Linked DNA regions of Mus musculus: region 1 is linked to region 2. Evidence: chromatin loops called from intact Hi-C (ENCODE). Cell type or tissue: heart. All regions are shown on one strand.

What was found. Peaks named below come from ENCODE experiments on the same cell type or tissue, not always from the same donor. Only the 100,000 strongest peaks of a DNase experiment are listed, where the experiment ranks them.
Region 1: a loop joins it to region 2, with 2.2 times the contacts of the local background. A loop is called at or near these places in 2 of 42 quality-filtered maps.

The regions. Positions count from the first base shown.
Region 1 is chr4:149,647,017-149,655,016 of GRCm38, reverse strand. It overlaps Clstn1 (calsyntenin 1), which reads right to left. Exons shown (of 19, transcript NM_023051.5): 19 at 6,118-7,644. The coding sequence ends at 7,453. It overlaps Pik3cd (phosphatidylinositol-4,5-bisphosphate 3-kinase catalytic subunit delta), which reads left to right. Exons shown (of 22, transcript NM_001164052.1): 13 at 58-201; 14 at 400-499; 15 at 614-792; 16 at 882-994; 17 at 1,132-1,210; 18 at 1,539-1,706; 19 at 2,283-2,406; 20 at 2,645-2,790; 21 at 3,120-3,252; 22 at 4,240-5,849. The coding sequence ends at 4,377. Among named protein-coding and RNA genes, the nearest start is that of Mir7023, 4.6 kb to the left of the region's middle. In heart, CTCF peaks have their summits at 611 (motif pointing right) and 4,402 (motif pointing left); DNase peaks (open chromatin) are centred at 681, 1,008, 1,632 and 4,376.
Region 2 is chr4:149,984,146-149,992,145 of GRCm38, reverse strand. It overlaps H6pd (hexose-6-phosphate dehydrogenase (glucose 1-dehydrogenase)), which reads left to right. Exons shown (of 5, transcript NM_001291004.1): 4 at 7,974-8,000. Among named protein-coding and RNA genes, the nearest start is that of H6pd, 15 kb to the left of the region's middle. In heart, no CTCF peak of the experiment used is centred here; DNase peaks (open chromatin) are centred at 1,055, 1,825, 3,095 and 7,825; H3K4me3 peaks cover 1,670 bases; H3K27ac peaks cover 1,950 bases.

The sequences.
Region 1 (8,000 bases), 340 kb after region 2:
TCTACCTCTTACTCTGCCACCGCCCAGCTGTAGACCACCGACTTTCCTTCTCTTCAGGGACGATGAGCTCTTCCAGTACCTTCTGCAGCTGGTGCAAGTGCTCAAATATGAGTCCTACCTGGACTGCGAGCTGACCAAATTCTTGCTGGGCCGAGCCCTGGCTAACCGCAAGATCGGACACTTCCTGTTCTGGCACCTCCGGTAGTTGAACACACAACAGCCTATTCCTTGGAAATCCTATGAGGGTCACGGTGAAGTGAGAACTCAGGATTCTGAGATCTTGCTGAACTCCTGTTTCCAGCAGGCTCAGATGTCCTGATGCTCTGGGTCCCACCTAGGCTGCAGGCAGGGGGTGTGAGACCCTGACTGGCAAGACTCAGTACCATTTTTTCCCCCCAGCTCTGAGATGCACGTACCATCAGTGGCTCTGCGGTTTGGTCTCATCATGGAAGCCTACTGCAGAGGCAGCACCCACCACATGAAGGTGCTGATGAAGCAGGTAAGGCTTGGTCAGTTTCTGCTTACAAGCTTTAGAAGGCTCTCCCTGGACCATCCTCCCACCTGTGGCTGGTACCCACCACCACTTATCACCACCACCCATTATCACCACCAGGGGGAAGCACTGAGCAAGCTTAAGGCACTGAATGACTTTGTGAAGGTGAGTTCCCAGAAGACCACCAAGCCCCAAACCAAGGAGATGATGCATATGTGCATGCGCCAGGAGACCTACATGGAGGCCCTGTCCCACCTGCAGTCTCCACTCGACCCCAGCACCCTGCTGGAGGAAGTCTGGTGAGCCCCATGCCTGACCCCACCAGGGCTCCTCCCAGCCTCCCTGGCCTGCGGAGGAGCCCCTGTCGACCCTACTCTCTGGCCAGCAGTGTGGAGCAGTGCACCTTCATGGACTCCAAAATGAAGCCCCTGTGGATCATGTACAGCAGCGAGGAGGCGGGCAGTGCTGGCAACGTGGGCATCATCTTTAAGAACGGGGATGGTGAGCAGGCGGGCTAGGGAGTCTGCAGAGGCCTAACCGTCCCTGTGCCATCCTGAGGGGTGGTCCTGGGACCTAAGAACGGATACCCAGTGGGAGAAGAGAACCCACCAGACACTGGTCTCCTTCCCACACTGCAGACCTCCGCCAGGACATGCTGACTCTGCAGATGATCCAGCTCATGGACGTCCTGTGGAAGCAGGAGGGCCTGGACCTGAGGTTGGGGCCCATCCTGTAACTGTTGTGCTCTGGGTCAGCCCTTAGAACTGTGCTTTGGAAGGGGAGCCAAACTATCCTCCTCGTGTGGGTGGGAAAGGGCTGATCCCGGGAGAGACGAGGGTAGGGAGGGCAGCCAAGCATTTGTCTTGTTCCCTTCTGTATTTCCCGGCCCCTTGTGTAGAGGAAGCAGCAGCAGCTTCCCCAAACCCTGGTTATCTTGGGTACCAGGAGCCTCCGAGTCCTTCCTCCTCCTCCTCAGCCACTTGAGTGTGGCATCTCCAGGAACAGCCTTTGATCGTGACGTTCTGCTGGCCTTTCTTTCACCTAGGATGACGCCCTACGGCTGCCTCCCCACCGGGGACCGCACAGGTCTCATCGAGGTGGTCCTCCACTCGGACACCATCGCCAACATCCAGCTGAACAAAAGCAACATGGCGGCCACAGCTGCCTTCAACAAGGACGCCCTGCTCAACTGGCTCAAGTCCAAGAACCCTGGGTAGGTTTCAAGCCTTCTCCTCCTGGGAGGTGTGACGTGGGAAGGGTTGGCCTATCAGAGACAAGATGAGAGGGAAGGGCTGTGATCTACTCTGACTAGTTGGCTCTGCTGTGGGGCCGGCCTGAATCTGAATCAGCATAGCGGTTCTTGTGTGTCAGTTGCCAGTGGTTGTGTGTGATACCACTCAAAGCTTCCGACCTTAGACATCTGCTGCTGTGAATCTCGGGATACTATACATGCCTTGCTTGGGACAACTCAAGTCATCTGGGACTTCTCCCAAACCTGGAGGGTCTAAGATTGAGTCCACTGAATGCCCAGAGCCTGAAGTCAGCTATACCTCTCTTCTTGGCCTCTGCTTGTGCAGGCTGGTCCTCAGCCTTTCCCCACGGTGCGCCTAGGTGGTGGGGACAGGCTCCAGATCAGAGAGGTATTTTAGGCCTAAGCTCTGGGACTATATACTTTACATTCTGTTGAGTAAAGCACGCCAAAAGGCTAGACTCAGAGAAAGAGAGGCAGACCCCCTTCTGGTAAAGGGTTGCAGTCTGGTGTACCATGACCTCCAATCTTCCCCCTCAGGGAGGCCCTGGATCGGGCCATTGAGGAATTCACCCTCTCCTGTGCTGGCTACTGTGTGGCCACATATGTTCTGGGCATCGGTGACCGGCACAGCGACAACATCATGATCAGAGAGAGTGGGCAGGTAGGGGCGTGTGGCTGGGTGGCTTTGCTATAGGGCTGACGTCCCGTCTGGCCTGCTGGCCCCTTTGCTCTGGGTTTGGTGGCCCCGAGAACGCTGTGAGCCCTGCTGGTGTCTTCTTCGCCTGGGTCTCTCAAGGGGCATGGAAGCTCCCTGTTCTCTGCTTTCTCTTCCTCCCTGCGGCTCCCGGGGTTGGATCCCTGCTCACTCGAGGCTAAGGGCTCCACTTCGTCCCCGTCAGCTCTTCCACATTGATTTTGGCCACTTTCTGGGGAACTTCAAGACCAAGTTTGGAATCAACCGAGAGCGCGTCCCCTTCATTCTCACCTACGACTTTGTCCACGTGATCCAGCAGGGGAAGACTAACAACAGTGAGAAGTTTGAAAGGTGAGGGCTCTGCCCTTGATTATCTGTCCGGGATGCCAGGAACTCTGGGTTCAAGAACGAGGCTTGAGACGGTGGTCGGCCCTGCTCCTGCCCCCTCCCCTGGATGTTGATGGATTGGGATGAGTGACCTCCAAACCTGTTTGGCCTCCTTGGGCCATGGGGGAGGAGGTTTGTGTCTCCAGCAGGAGGCAGAGGGAGGTCATCTTGAAGAACTAGCCAACGGTGGATAACCTTCAACAACAACCTTAAGCAACAGCTCGGGGGAGGTGGGGGTGGGGTGGGAAGGTGAACACCCAGGACCTCACCTGCCCCGCCTCCCTCACCTGCAGGTTCCGCGGCTACTGTGAACGAGCCTATACCATCCTGCGGCGCCACGGGCTGCTTTTCCTCCATCTCTTCGCCCTGATGCGGGCCGCAGGTCTGCCTGAGCTTAGCTGCTCCAAAGATATCCAGTATCTCAAGGTAAGTGTCCCCGTGGGGGTCCCTTCTGCTATAAAAGCCATCAAAAGCAGCGTGGGCAGAAAAGGGTTTAATTCAACTTGTGGTCGCAGCAGTCACATCATGAAGGGGGATCAAGGGCAGGCACTGAACCAGAAGCAATGGTTTGTTCAGACTACCTTCTTTTACAACCCAGGACCACTTGCCTAGGGGATGGCACCACCCACAGTGGGCTGGACCCTTCTTTATCAGTCATTGATCCAAAAAATAAAATGCCCCAAGGGCTTAACTACAGGCAATCTGATGAAGGCGTTTCCTCAGTTGAGGAAATTTCCTTTTTCCCAGATGACTCCAGTTTGTATTAAGTTGGCAGAAAACCACCAACACAGTAGGTCAAGCCAGGGCCGAGTCAGGGCTGACCCCATGGCTGTATACTTCCTACAGCCTGCCTGGGAGGTCTGGATCCTAGTAGGGCCCCATCTGGTAGACTTTCAGGGGTACTGATGGTTGTGGGGTCCTCATGGCATCCTTGTCCTAGCAGTGGGCAGGGCCAGAGTGGTCCAGTTTGCTGGGCCTACTTATGCTGGGTGGCAGATACGTGGTAACCTTCCTTAGTCAATCCATGTGTCCCTCATAGGTGTCCACACATGCACACATGCGCGCGCGCGCGCGCGCGCACACACACACACACACACACACACACACACACACACACACGTTCCTGCTCAGTCTGTGTGAGCTAAGCTTCCTTGCACATTGTGTAAATGCTTTCATCCCACGTCCTCCATCTGTGATAACTGGAGCAGAGAGTGACAGGCCACCAGCCTAACCAGGGCATCCCCTGAAGGTCACATGACACTCTAAGGCCTCTGACATTTGAGTCAACGGGTGGACCATCTGGGTTTGGGGGTCTGAATACAGAGAGAATTTAGCATCCTATTGGGCTTCATTCTGGATTGCGTAACAGAGCAAAGTCCCTCAGTGTCACTCTGCTGTGTGTGGTTTGTCCAGGACTCTCTGGCACTGGGGAAGACGGAGGAAGAGGCGCTAAAGCACTTCCGGGTGAAGTTCAACGAAGCTCTCCGAGAAAGCTGGAAAACCAAAGTCAACTGGCTGGCGCACAATGTGTCCAAGGATAACCGACAGTAGGAGGCGCCCCCTGGTGGTCATACGGCGGTTCCCTCCTGGCTTTCAGCCCTAGAGGTAAAAGGACAGTCCTGGAGACCAGGCATGTCCAGTGGTCACCAAAGGGACCCCAGAGCCTGAACTGTCCCTCATGGGGAAGAACCACACCACTGCTTCTTGTTTACACTGGTAATTTATTTATGACTCGAAATGTTTAAGGAACAGAATAGCCATAAATGGAAGTGCATTTCTGTGCAGGGGAGGGGTGATGTCCTCATGATGTCATCCCCGGTCAGCACTGTAACAGCACCTTGAGGATCGAACCCCTAGTCTTCCAACCTGTGGGTCTTGGCCCAGCAAGGACAGTTCTTGGGGCCTTCTTCCCAGGCTCCCAGCAGGCTGCCTGGAACAAGCCTGGCGGTCACCTGGTGCCTCCATCCTCAGCTCACCTCCGGCCACCGTTGTGTGGCCTACCCAACCAAGCCTCCGGCAGCTCTTGAGGAAGCCAGGAGCTTCCCTCTAGACTCAGGCACACTTGCTCGGCACTGCTGAAGCGACCTCTTGGGTTTGGGTACGGGAACGCCCTCACCTCTCATTTGCGGGTAAGAACACGATATGTAGACTCTGTCCCTTACCCCGATGGCTGGGGTAAGGGACCTGGCCTCCACTACAGTTAGTGTATTCCAGGCCTTGAAGCACTCAGACCGGTGCCCCATTTAGCTCCGTGTGGTCACGAATCAAGACGAAGGGCCAGCCAGAATTGAAGTCCTCTTCGAAGTTCGTGTGAGGGGCACACAAGGCAGCTTTATGGACGGACAGGACTGATCTCTTCCAGAGCTGAAATCGCAGAAGGCAGCTGGGGAGCTAGGCTCGAAAAGTGTGAGCAAGGACGAGAACGGAATTCAGTGTAGTCTGGGCAGTCAGAGGAACTCGAGAAACGCAGTCTCGGCCTCCTCCCAGGGATCCAAACGCCAGCCACCCGCCCGGCTTTTAGAGAGCCCAGCTCAGGGGTCGCACATGCTTATCGTCCCACCCCAAGCACATCTCCATGTATCAGCTGCCACCTCAGGACCTGGATCTCCCGGTAGCATTCTGAGACTTTGAGAACCATCACCGCTGTCTCGCCAGCAGCCCAGAACATGGCTCAAGGAGCCCCTTCATGTTGATGAGCCCAGGGTCCAGCAGTGAGCGGTGGTGCCTCCGCAGCACCCGCTGAACCCCTAGTCTGCCCCACCAACTCTGAAATAGGAAACGTGTCTGTGTGTGTGTATGTATGTATGCCATGTTATTTATTGAAAAGAGTCTAGGTGCTCTCTGGTGTGGCTGCAGATTCTGCACAGGCTCGGCCTTTCTGGGTTGGGTGTGTACTTGGCTGGAAGACGGGTTTTTTGTTAAGTTTTTTCCTCTCATTGATGGGGGCTGAGACCAGTTTGTGCAACCTTGACACAACAGGTAAAGACAGGTGAAAAGAAATAAAAACGTTTTTATGTTCTTAAGTTCTTGGCTCAAATAACAAGGGGACTTGGGGGGATACAGTGTACTGGTTGAGCCCTTGTCTGCGAAGTGCAAAGCTTCAGGTACATTCCTTAGTACCATAAAAATTAATAATCCTTGCCCGGCATGGTGGACATCTGTAATCCCAGCACTGAGCAGGCAGAGGCAGGAGGATTGCTTTAAGTTTGAGCCCAGCCTATCTTCATAAATCCCTCAACCCCTGCCCCAACCCGTACCCAACAAACATGACAGAATGGACCCCACTCAGGCTGGAGTTAGAACCAGAACTTTATTATAACGCATACACTTTCTGACCTAGTGTCGATATACACATCTTAAAGGGGACCCTGCGGCTACTGACACGACAGTGTCCCTCTCTTCGTTAGCCTGTTTCCATCTAAGAAAGCAGCTACAGGGGACAGGACATGGGAGGGCGGCCACAGACAGCACGGCGGCATCCTTCGAACTAGCAGCAACAGCAGCGAGGACTGGATGTCCCAGCTGGAGCAGTCTAAACTCTTGACTGTGAATGAAGAGCTGTGCTGTGTGGGTGGTACCTGCTGTCTCCTATCTGCTGGGTCTTAGATCTTAGCCCAAACCCAACAGCACGCGGCATCCCATGGGGCCTCTGGGGAGGAGAGAAAAGATTGTTCTGGAGCATTGTAGCAGTTTATCTTTGGGCCTCGGGGTCTCCTTTTGGTGCTGTTGTGCAGACTTGCTCAGAACCGTGGTCTTCCAAGCGAGGAGCCTGACCGCCTGCACCTTTGCTGTCCGTTCCCAGCTACACCATTTCACCAACAGGGAGGCTCACGTTAATAAGCAGAAACCATGTGGCTGCCAGTCACAGGCGTGTACAGGAAAGGCCAGGGGCTTTGGCAACATCCTGGCTGTTCCCAGCCTCTAATGTGGTTGGAGGCTCGTGGGGCTGGCCCCCCCAGACAGCACTTGAAAGCCATGGCCCCGGCCACGTGGCTGTACGGAAACCCTAGCAAGGGTGGGCCCCAGTGACTTGGGCCTCTCCAACCTGGTTTCTTGGGAGGGAAGAGGGAGGAAGAGGCCCTCCTGGCCCCGCATTCTGACTTTACATTCCTGTCCTGGACTACTAGCACAGAGGACACACAGAATCCCAATTTATTTACAAAATATTAAAAAGTCGGTTGGCCATCTACATATTAACCCCCTCTGCTCTCCCACTTTATACATGCACTAGTTTGGGAAAAAAAAATAAAAAAACTTTTAAAAATAAGAGAAATGGTTACTGACTGCGTGGGAGTAATTTTTCACCCTCTGTCGACAAGTCCGCTCAGTGCGGCTTCTCTGGAGGTCCCAGGTGCTGGTGTCCTCTCCCTGGCCGACAGGGAACTCCAGACACACTTGGGGTCTGAGGTGCTGTGGGGCCCCTGCCCTGGGGAGGAAGCGCCAGCTTCTAGCAAAACTGCAATGGTGATGGGCGGGGAGGGTGGAGCCGGTGGTCCCACACACCAAGCACGGGAGGACTTTGAGCAGTGGGGGAAGGGTCTGCAGACCTGCTGGTCAAAATGATTTTGTACATCGTGGACCCGTGGGGCTGGGAGAGAGTCTGGAGAGCAGGCGCTGAGTGCGGGTTTAGTAGCTGAGTGTGGAGTCATCCCATTCCAGCTGTCGGGTGGCATTCTGGCCGTCTCCGGGGCCTCCTTCCTCCTCCTCACTGCTCTCAGACTCGGCACTGGTGATGTCTTCCTCTTCCTCCCCATCTTCGCTCTCCTCCTCCTCCTCCTCCTCTTCCTCCTCCTCACTGCTGTGCTGGTCCTCATATGTCTGGCAAAGAGACGACGGCGTAAATCTAGCCTGTAGCCCCATCGCCCAGTGTCTATCTACTAAAAGCCACAAAGGAAAACACAGCCAACCCCACAGTGACAGAAGGGCCTGAGTGGTACTGGGAGTCGCCTCGCCAAAGTGACCCGGCAGGTGACGCTCTCATTAGCAACATGGATACCACTCACATGGGATGGGGTGCTCAATGCAGAGGGGCGGAGCTTAGTCCTGTCATACCACGGACATCTTGGGGTAAAGAAGCCAAGAGCGTCAGTTGCCTGCCTATGCTACTCACGGAGGCCTTCAGCAAGGGCTTCCTCATCTGAAGGTGACCCCCCTAATCTAATCTCACTGACCCA
Region 2 (8,000 bases):
TGTGGTCCTTCACGTATTGCACACCCTCTATGGATTCTTTTTGAGGATTCTGTGGAGACTGTGACCAGGCAGACTATAGCACTACAAAGGTGCCTTTGGAAGTTACAGAGTGGAAGCTGGCAGACAGATAGACAGACAGGTGGACTTAGTGAGGCCAGCCTGTAGCAGTGAGAGCATGGGTCTGAACAGCAGCTGCTACCAGGGTGGCTGTGCCCAGAGACAGACCAGGGGCTGGCTACAAGGCTCCTGTAGCAAGTAGTTTGACTATTCCTATACCTCCAGGATGGTGCTGTCCCATGTAGTGGGAGGACAGGCAGCCAGGCCATGTGTGTGTGTGTGTGTGTGTGTGTGTCTGTCCCAAAGTGTAGCCTAGGCTGGCCTCCATCTTCCAATATAGCTCAGGTTGGCCTTGAACTCACAGAAATACTCCCGCCCTGATCCCAGACTCCCAAGTGCTGGGGTCACAAACACAAACTACCACTTATGATTCCCCTTTTCTAATGTTTGTTTTTGACCCAGCTGCCCAGCAGGACAACTGCTCTGCTGTGGTTTGGGTCTCTCTAGTCTAGGCACTGGTCCAGAGCAGCCAATAATGGGAAACTGTGCTACCAGACCCTCAGTCCCAGTAGGAGGGCCTCTGTTGCAGGCCATGTTGGCACTAGATTGAGCAAACATGACTGCTGGGCAGGCGAGTCTGGTTGGCATCCTGAGGAGTGCGCTGCAGAGGCTGCAGGCCCAGTCCTCTCCCATCTACCTGACAGGAGCTGTAGCTCTGCCCGTGCCAGCACCTGGGTGACAATGGATGAGGGCCACTCCTGTGGGCCTCAGCCTGGGCTGAGTGTTTCCAAGGCTGAATTCTGAGCCCTGCAGTCTGAATTGCAAGGGAGAAGACCAAGGTCACAAGCCATTTCCCCTCCCTCTTCCCCCACCCCTACCTGCTCGTGTTCTGCTTCTACCTAGGGGTAGATGCTGGGGCTCTAAACTGTACCCTGCATTCTGGAGAGGCAGGGGTGCTCTCTGAGCCTGTCATTTCCTGCCCCCGCCCCTGCTCTGTGGCAGCCCTGGGAAAGGGACTTTTGAACTGCAAGGTCGTTTGGCTCTTTCTCTCCCACCCCCATCCACCTGGGTGGCCGCAGTCTCTCCAGCTCCCTCCCCTCCACGGCTTCTGCTTCTGCCGCAGCCTTTGGCTCAGTGGAGCTTGCTGCAGAGGCTGCTGCAGAGGCTGGGGGCACACTGGAGGAGGAAGGAAGAAGCCATCCTTCAGGCCAGCAGCAACCCCCCCTGGCAGTGTCTGACCTGGGTTCTCCCCACAGGAGACCCGAGGTCCCTCGGTGGGGTCTTCAGACGCAGCAGCATGGGCTAAGGAAGTGACCTTGGTCACTTGCTGCATTGAAGCAATGAGTCCAGAAGACTGTGCAGACAGAGAAATCGGGTCTGTAATGACAGAGGTTCAGCAGTCTATGTTCTGGGGTTTGAACCCAAGCTTTTATCCATGTGTTCCTCAGCCTCTCCGTGCCCAGGCTCTCCAGAGTTGGCCTCCCTCACTACCCTGTACTCTGGACACTCCCTACCAATTCAGTTCCCTCTGCACAAAGAGTTGATTGGAAAATGGGAGTAGGGAAGCGGGGGAGGGGCACTCCCCGAGACTGCCCCTGGTGAGGAGTGTGCTATCCAGGCATTGGGGAAAGGCATGTTCACCCCTGGGGGTTAGGATGGCTGCCCACTGCCTCTCACCAAGGGACCCAAACAACCAGGCTCCTCCCAGGTGACACCAGCTGTCCTGGCTTCCTTCTGCCCATGTGACATAAGGTGCTGGGCACTTGCTCAGCAGAGCAGCGTCCCTTCCAAGCCATCTGCTGTGCTGTCTGCAGGGTGAGCTGGGGTAGCTGCAGCTAGCTCCATACCCAGAGCCAGGGAGAGAGAGGAGGGAGGGAGAGAGAGAGAGAGAGAGAGAGAGAGAGAGAGAGAGAGAGAGCGCCAGCCAGCCAGCAGTCAGTGTCTCCCCTCGGTTCTCACCTTCCTTATTTTTAGTGATCCCAGAAGACATTGGTAGGAACTGCAGCTAACTTTTGGTTGTTTTCTCCTCTTTGTTTTGTTAATTAATTAATTAATTAATTAATTTTTGGGTCTGGGAACCCAGGTCTCCCACAGCACAGAAACATGGGAGACGGTTACTGGCTCAGTTGGAGAGAAGTGACTCTTGGTTCAACTTGTAAAGAGTGAAAGCCGCCCTAGGCACTCTCTGGGTGATTTTCTGTGTTAAATTAGATAATGACCGTGGTTGTACTCAACAAATAGAGATTCCCTCCAAGTTCACAAAGGATGATCTTAAAATGCCTGTTCCAACCAATGCTGGCTTAGCGTGTGGTCTGTAACTGGTCTACAATACTCTTCCTGCTTTCTTAAACCTCCCATCCATATCTCCATGTATTGACAATCTGCATAATATATTTTTAACAGATCTATATTTTTGTTCAGTTCTATTTATATCACAGAATATGCAGTATAAATTCTATAACTAGGCATTTTGGCTGTTTCCAGTTTTTGCTATTTTAGGTAGTACTTTCTGAAATTTTTTTTTTGAGATCAAGTCCACATTCTGTAAAATTTATCATTTAAAGTTCGTGACTCAGTGTGTTTTAGCGCTTTTGCAATATCTACTTCTAGAACATTCATGGATCATTAACTTTTACCCCTCTTGCATATTTCTACAGTGGAGTCACTGGGCCAAAGATAACAAGCAGTTCCGAGCAGTCTTCTGTCTTTTAGATAAACAAGATAGCAGAGGGCAAAGCCACGGTCCACCCTGGACTCGCACAGCTACGAGATGAGTACACGGGGTCTTCTAGTTGGCCAAACTGCTTGCACTTCCTCTTTTCTACACTCTGAATTTTAGCTTGCAACCTTTAACCTAGAAAAGAATGTGCAAAGCCAGTAGAGACTCCCTTTAGGAAAAACAAATCAGTTCCGACAGCTGACAGGTCTTGGACTAAGTCAGCACACTGAGTATGGTGAGAGCGAGCCAGCGCCAGCACCTGGCAGTCCGCGCTGCCACTCAGCCTCTGGTCCCGCCCACTCAGCGGCTCAGCCTCTGGTCCCACCCACTCTGCCGATCAACCGCTGACCCCGCCCACCCTGCCGCTCAGCCGCTGAGCCCTGTGCACAGCCTCTTTCTCCTTCACGCGTGGCCCAGGCTACAGCCCTGGTTCTTTATAGATCAGGTTGGGAGCAAAACCCATAAATCCACGGGCTGTGCTAAATACAGGCACACTCCCAGAGCTTGAAATGAAGAAGTAAAGGAAGCACTCTCTAGTCAGCAGGTAGTAACCCCCAGGCATGCAATCTCCCCAGAATGAAGGAGTGGGTGGATAAAAATAGGAAGAGAGCCACTCGGGGATTTAGGAAATTAATGAATAGTAAGCAGATAGCGGGCTTTTAAGGACTCTGGTGCCCTCTCTCCATCAAAAATTCATCTGTTCTTAAAGCCGTAATTGTCCTCTCTTTGCTTAAATCTGCTCTAACCCATTGATTTTTATCAAGTATGGGTTTTCACATTTGAGCATCCCTGAAGCTGAGTTTGCTGTCCAGAGTACCAGGCTGAGCCAGCAGCCCGCTTCTTCCTGAAGTTATAATTAGCCACGTCGCTTCACCTCTTGCCTCCAGTGACCTTTTGGGGACTCCACCATGTGTCCCATGAGGTCTCCTCTGAATCCGATTTCAAATGGACACCATCAAGGTGTACTCACACTTTCCTCATGAAATGCCAACTGCTCGTAAAAAGAAACATTTATTTTTATTTTATGTGTATGGGTATCTTGCTTGAATGTATGTCTGTGTACCACATGAGTGCCTGGTGCCCATAGTAGTCAGAAGACAGTATCTCACCCCCTGGACCTGGAGTTACAGATGGTTGTGAGCCACCATGTGGTGTTGGGAACAGAACCCTGGTCCTCTCTGTAAGGGCAACAAATGCTGAGATAGAAATATATATATATGTACACATACACACACACATATATATATATGTCCCATATATACACATGTATACATATATATACCATATCTATATATGTGGTATATATATATATATATATATATATATATATATATATATATATACCAAATATGTGTGTGTGTGTGTGTATGCTGTCTTAGTTAGGGTTTTACTGCTGTGAAAAGACACCATGACCAAGGCAACTCTTATAAGGATAACATTCAATTGGGGCTGACTTACAGGCTCAGAGACTTAGTCCATTATCATCAAGGAAAGAACATGGCAGTGTCCAGGAAGGCATGGTGCAAGAGGAGCTGAGAGTTCTACATCTTATTCTGAGGGCTGCTAGCAGAATACTGACTTCTGGGTAGTTAAGAAGAAGGCCTTAAAGCCCACACCCACAGTGACACAGCTACTCCAACAAGGCTATGCCTCCTAATAGTTCCACTTGGGCCAAGCATATATAAATCATCACATATACCATATATATATATTTTTTTTTTCCTGAGACAGAGTCTCACTATGTAGCTCTTGCTGATCTGGAACTTTCTCTGTAGACCAGACTGGCCTTGTACATACCAAGATCTACCTGCCTCTGCCTCCCAAGTGCTGGGATTAAAGGCGTGCACCACATGCCTGGCTCTATTTCATTTTTAGTTGTACTGCATGTGTGTGTTTGTATGTATGAGTGCAGTATCAGTGTGGCCAGATGAGGGCTTCAGATGCCCTGGAGCTGGAGTTACAGGTAGTTGAGGGTGTGGGAACTGAACTCAGATCTTCTGGAAGAGTGGCAAGTGCTCTCAACCGCTGACCCATCTCTCCAGTGCCCCTCCCACACTGCCTGTTAAATTTCCCTTATTTCCTGATAGCCATCACATCTGTCCAGCGAGGCAGGTGCTGAAGACTCAGGATGCCTGCTCAGAACACGCATGCTCAGCTCACAAGTCTAAGCTAGGATCATCCCTCATTTATCTGCTTGGGATTAAATAGTAACAGGATTCCTGATAAAATAATGCTTAGGAAACAGGTGCAAGGTGAATGAGCTATGCAATAAGAAATACCAACAGTTTTTATTTCAGTTTTTTATTTTTCCCTCCTGGGAATGAGCCCAGAGCCTTAAGCATGATAAATAAGAATTCTACCAGCACACCCCACCTGAGCTCTTGCAAGTTCTGTTCTTCAAGACTTCTATCTAGTACAATTAATTAATTACTTTCTTATTTATTATGTGCATGTATGGGGTGTGCACGCCATGATACCCGTGTGGAGGTCAGATGATAACCTGTGGTAACCGGTTCCTCTTTCCTGGTTATGGGACCTGCAGACTGAACCCCAGTTGTCAGGCTTTCGAGCAAGCACGTTTCCCTACTGGCTTATCCCTGCAGCCTCCCAGCAGAGGTTTAAAGGGGCTTTAGCATCTCCCGTGTTGGGTCGCCTTGGCCTCTATTCCATTTCCTGTCCTCTGTTGCTCTCAATATTGAGGGACTTACTTCTGTTTGTATGTTTGTACACTTTTGTGTGCACGTGCGTGTCGCACACACGTGTTTACATATGTGTTCTTGTGGGGAGCCAGGTTTCTTCCTGAAACATAGTCCACATTGTTAGTCTTGAGTTAGGGTCTCAGTATGGCCAGCCAGCTATTCCTGGGGCTGGAGTGCTGTCCTTAGTGCTGGCGTTCCAGGCGTGCACCGCCACAGCCAGCGTCTGACATGGGTGTTGGGGATATGAACGCATGACCAGCAAGTTGCTGACTGAGTCATCTCCCTGGTCTTTACTGTTGTTATGTGTGTCCATCTCCTGAAACGATATGCTGTCAGATCCCAGTGAGGAGCCACACGTTGTACATCAGCTTTTTGTTTGCTTGGGTTTTTTTGTTTTTTTGTTTTTTTTGTTTTTTTGTTTTTTTGTTTTTTTTTGTGCTGCTGAGGTTGGAGACCAGGGCCATGTGGTGCCAGGCAAGGCTCTGCTGCCAAGTCCCTCCTCAGCCTTCCTTCACCTCTTCATCCTGCCTCCCTTTGCAAACTTCAGGTCTCTTTTCTATTTTGCCTCTCCCAGTTCCTCCTCATCTCTAACTACTCTCTGCTGCATTGCTAACTTCAGTGATGGCTACTTACTTTGATTCTGCTCATGGGTACCAGTTTAGAGCCTCTTTCTCCATTATTTACCTCTGTGTGTGTGCGTGTGTGTGCACTCACGTGAGTGTATGTACATGTAAGCGCTGGTACCCTCAGTAGGAGCAGCAAGTGCTCTTAACTCCTGACTCATCTCTTCAGTCCCCATAGCCTCTCCAAATAAGTTCCTCCTTGATCAAAGCAATGCTGTCTCCCTGTGACCCGTGCCAGGATGCGTGGGCATCCATTCCTTCTGCTGTCTATTGTATCAAAGTGGTAATGTGTTAGGTACCCCGTACACAACAGCTTAGTCTCCACCATGGCCCTCAGGTACAGATGTGAATGCAGCATGAAGTGGGTCAGAGAGGGCAGGTCTGTAGTATTGGAGGCCAGAGCTCCTAGGTTCTCAGGGCGCACAGGGATTAGTTAGCTACACTGTAGCACACATGGCAAAGCATTTGGTAAGTGAATGGTCTTTGTGCCGTGCTGTCAGGTTTGATGTGTGACTGAGGTGGCGACTGGGCTTGGTGTTTGCAAGTTGGGACCTCCAAGCCCATGACGAGGGTAGAGGTATATCTGAGTCCTGTGCTTTGATGCTTGTGTCTGTGTGGGAGTCAGGGATAATCAGAGCTCCTATGCTTTGGTCCTGGCCCTGGTCACACGACTCCTTCCCAGCTAGAACAGGGGCAAGCAGATACTGTCCATGTCAGACCTTCATGGTTCGAGAGTGACATATGTCAGGTGCTTGATGGTGTCCCAGGTCCCAGGTGGCAAGCTTTGGGCTTGGTGTTCCTAGACACAACCCTCACCGTCACACTGGCCCACCTGCCAGCCAGCCGTCTCCACCTGGATGTCTGCAACATTGTAACACATGCATGGTTTCCCTTCAAGCGTTTGTTCCCTGCCTGTCCTCCATCTCTGAGTGTTAGGGATGAAACTGCTCTGGACCAGTTTCAGAGTCTGCCGCTGCTCCCTCCTTTCCTTTTGCTGTTGTCACCCTCTCCTCTTTGGTTGGCAAATCCAGTCAGCTGAAAAGACTCTGACTCCCCAGCCACTGGCTCTAGCGGGAGCCTGGCCATCCCTGCCACCTCTTCCTGCCTCTACAGCCTCACAACACAGCAGGCCAGGATCCTGCTCCCCTGTGGACATCCAGGGGCTTCCCTTGGAGCCCTGGCACTGTACCTTAACCTCACCCCACAGGTTGCCAGCTCCCCTCCACCATCTCCTCTTGCTTCCCTGTCCAGCCCCAGCAGACCCTGTTTCTCCTACCCCAGGTCTCTTCATCTGCAATGCCGTTGGTCTCGAAGGAGCCTTGCATGACCCTCTGACACATCTCACAGGTTTTCCTGTCCCCTTTCCTCTTTCCTTTCCATTTTGTTGTACCTTGGCTAGGTATACTCTTGCACTGGGCCATGGGGTGGTGTTTTTAGCTCTGTTTAGCGGTAGGACATCCAAGCCAGTCAACAAAGTAGCCCTCATTAGGAGGTGGCTGTCAGAGCCAGCACCCAGCCTCTCCGGGCTGTCCTACCCGATTCTCACCTTGATCAGGTAGCTTTCCCTGCTGGCCTGTGCCCAGGGAGGGAGAAGGCAGGGCAAGGAAGCTGGCCAAGGTCCAGATATGTTTCTTCCTAGGCCTGAGACTAGGACCTCCCCAAGCACATTCCTGTAAGGCCTGACGGGATGATCAATCCCTTCTCCTAGAATACTTGTAGATGAAGGGCGGTCGGTCCAACCGTCCCCTTTCCTGTGTCATGTGAGGCTTGCTGTGGCACACCTTGTCATAGGTTCGTTAGATGGAAGAATGAGGATGCCAGGGCAGTGATGGGGTAGCATCCCGGGGACCCTCTGACGGCCCTCGTGTCACTCAGGTCGGGCCAGTTTCTATGAGGAGTATG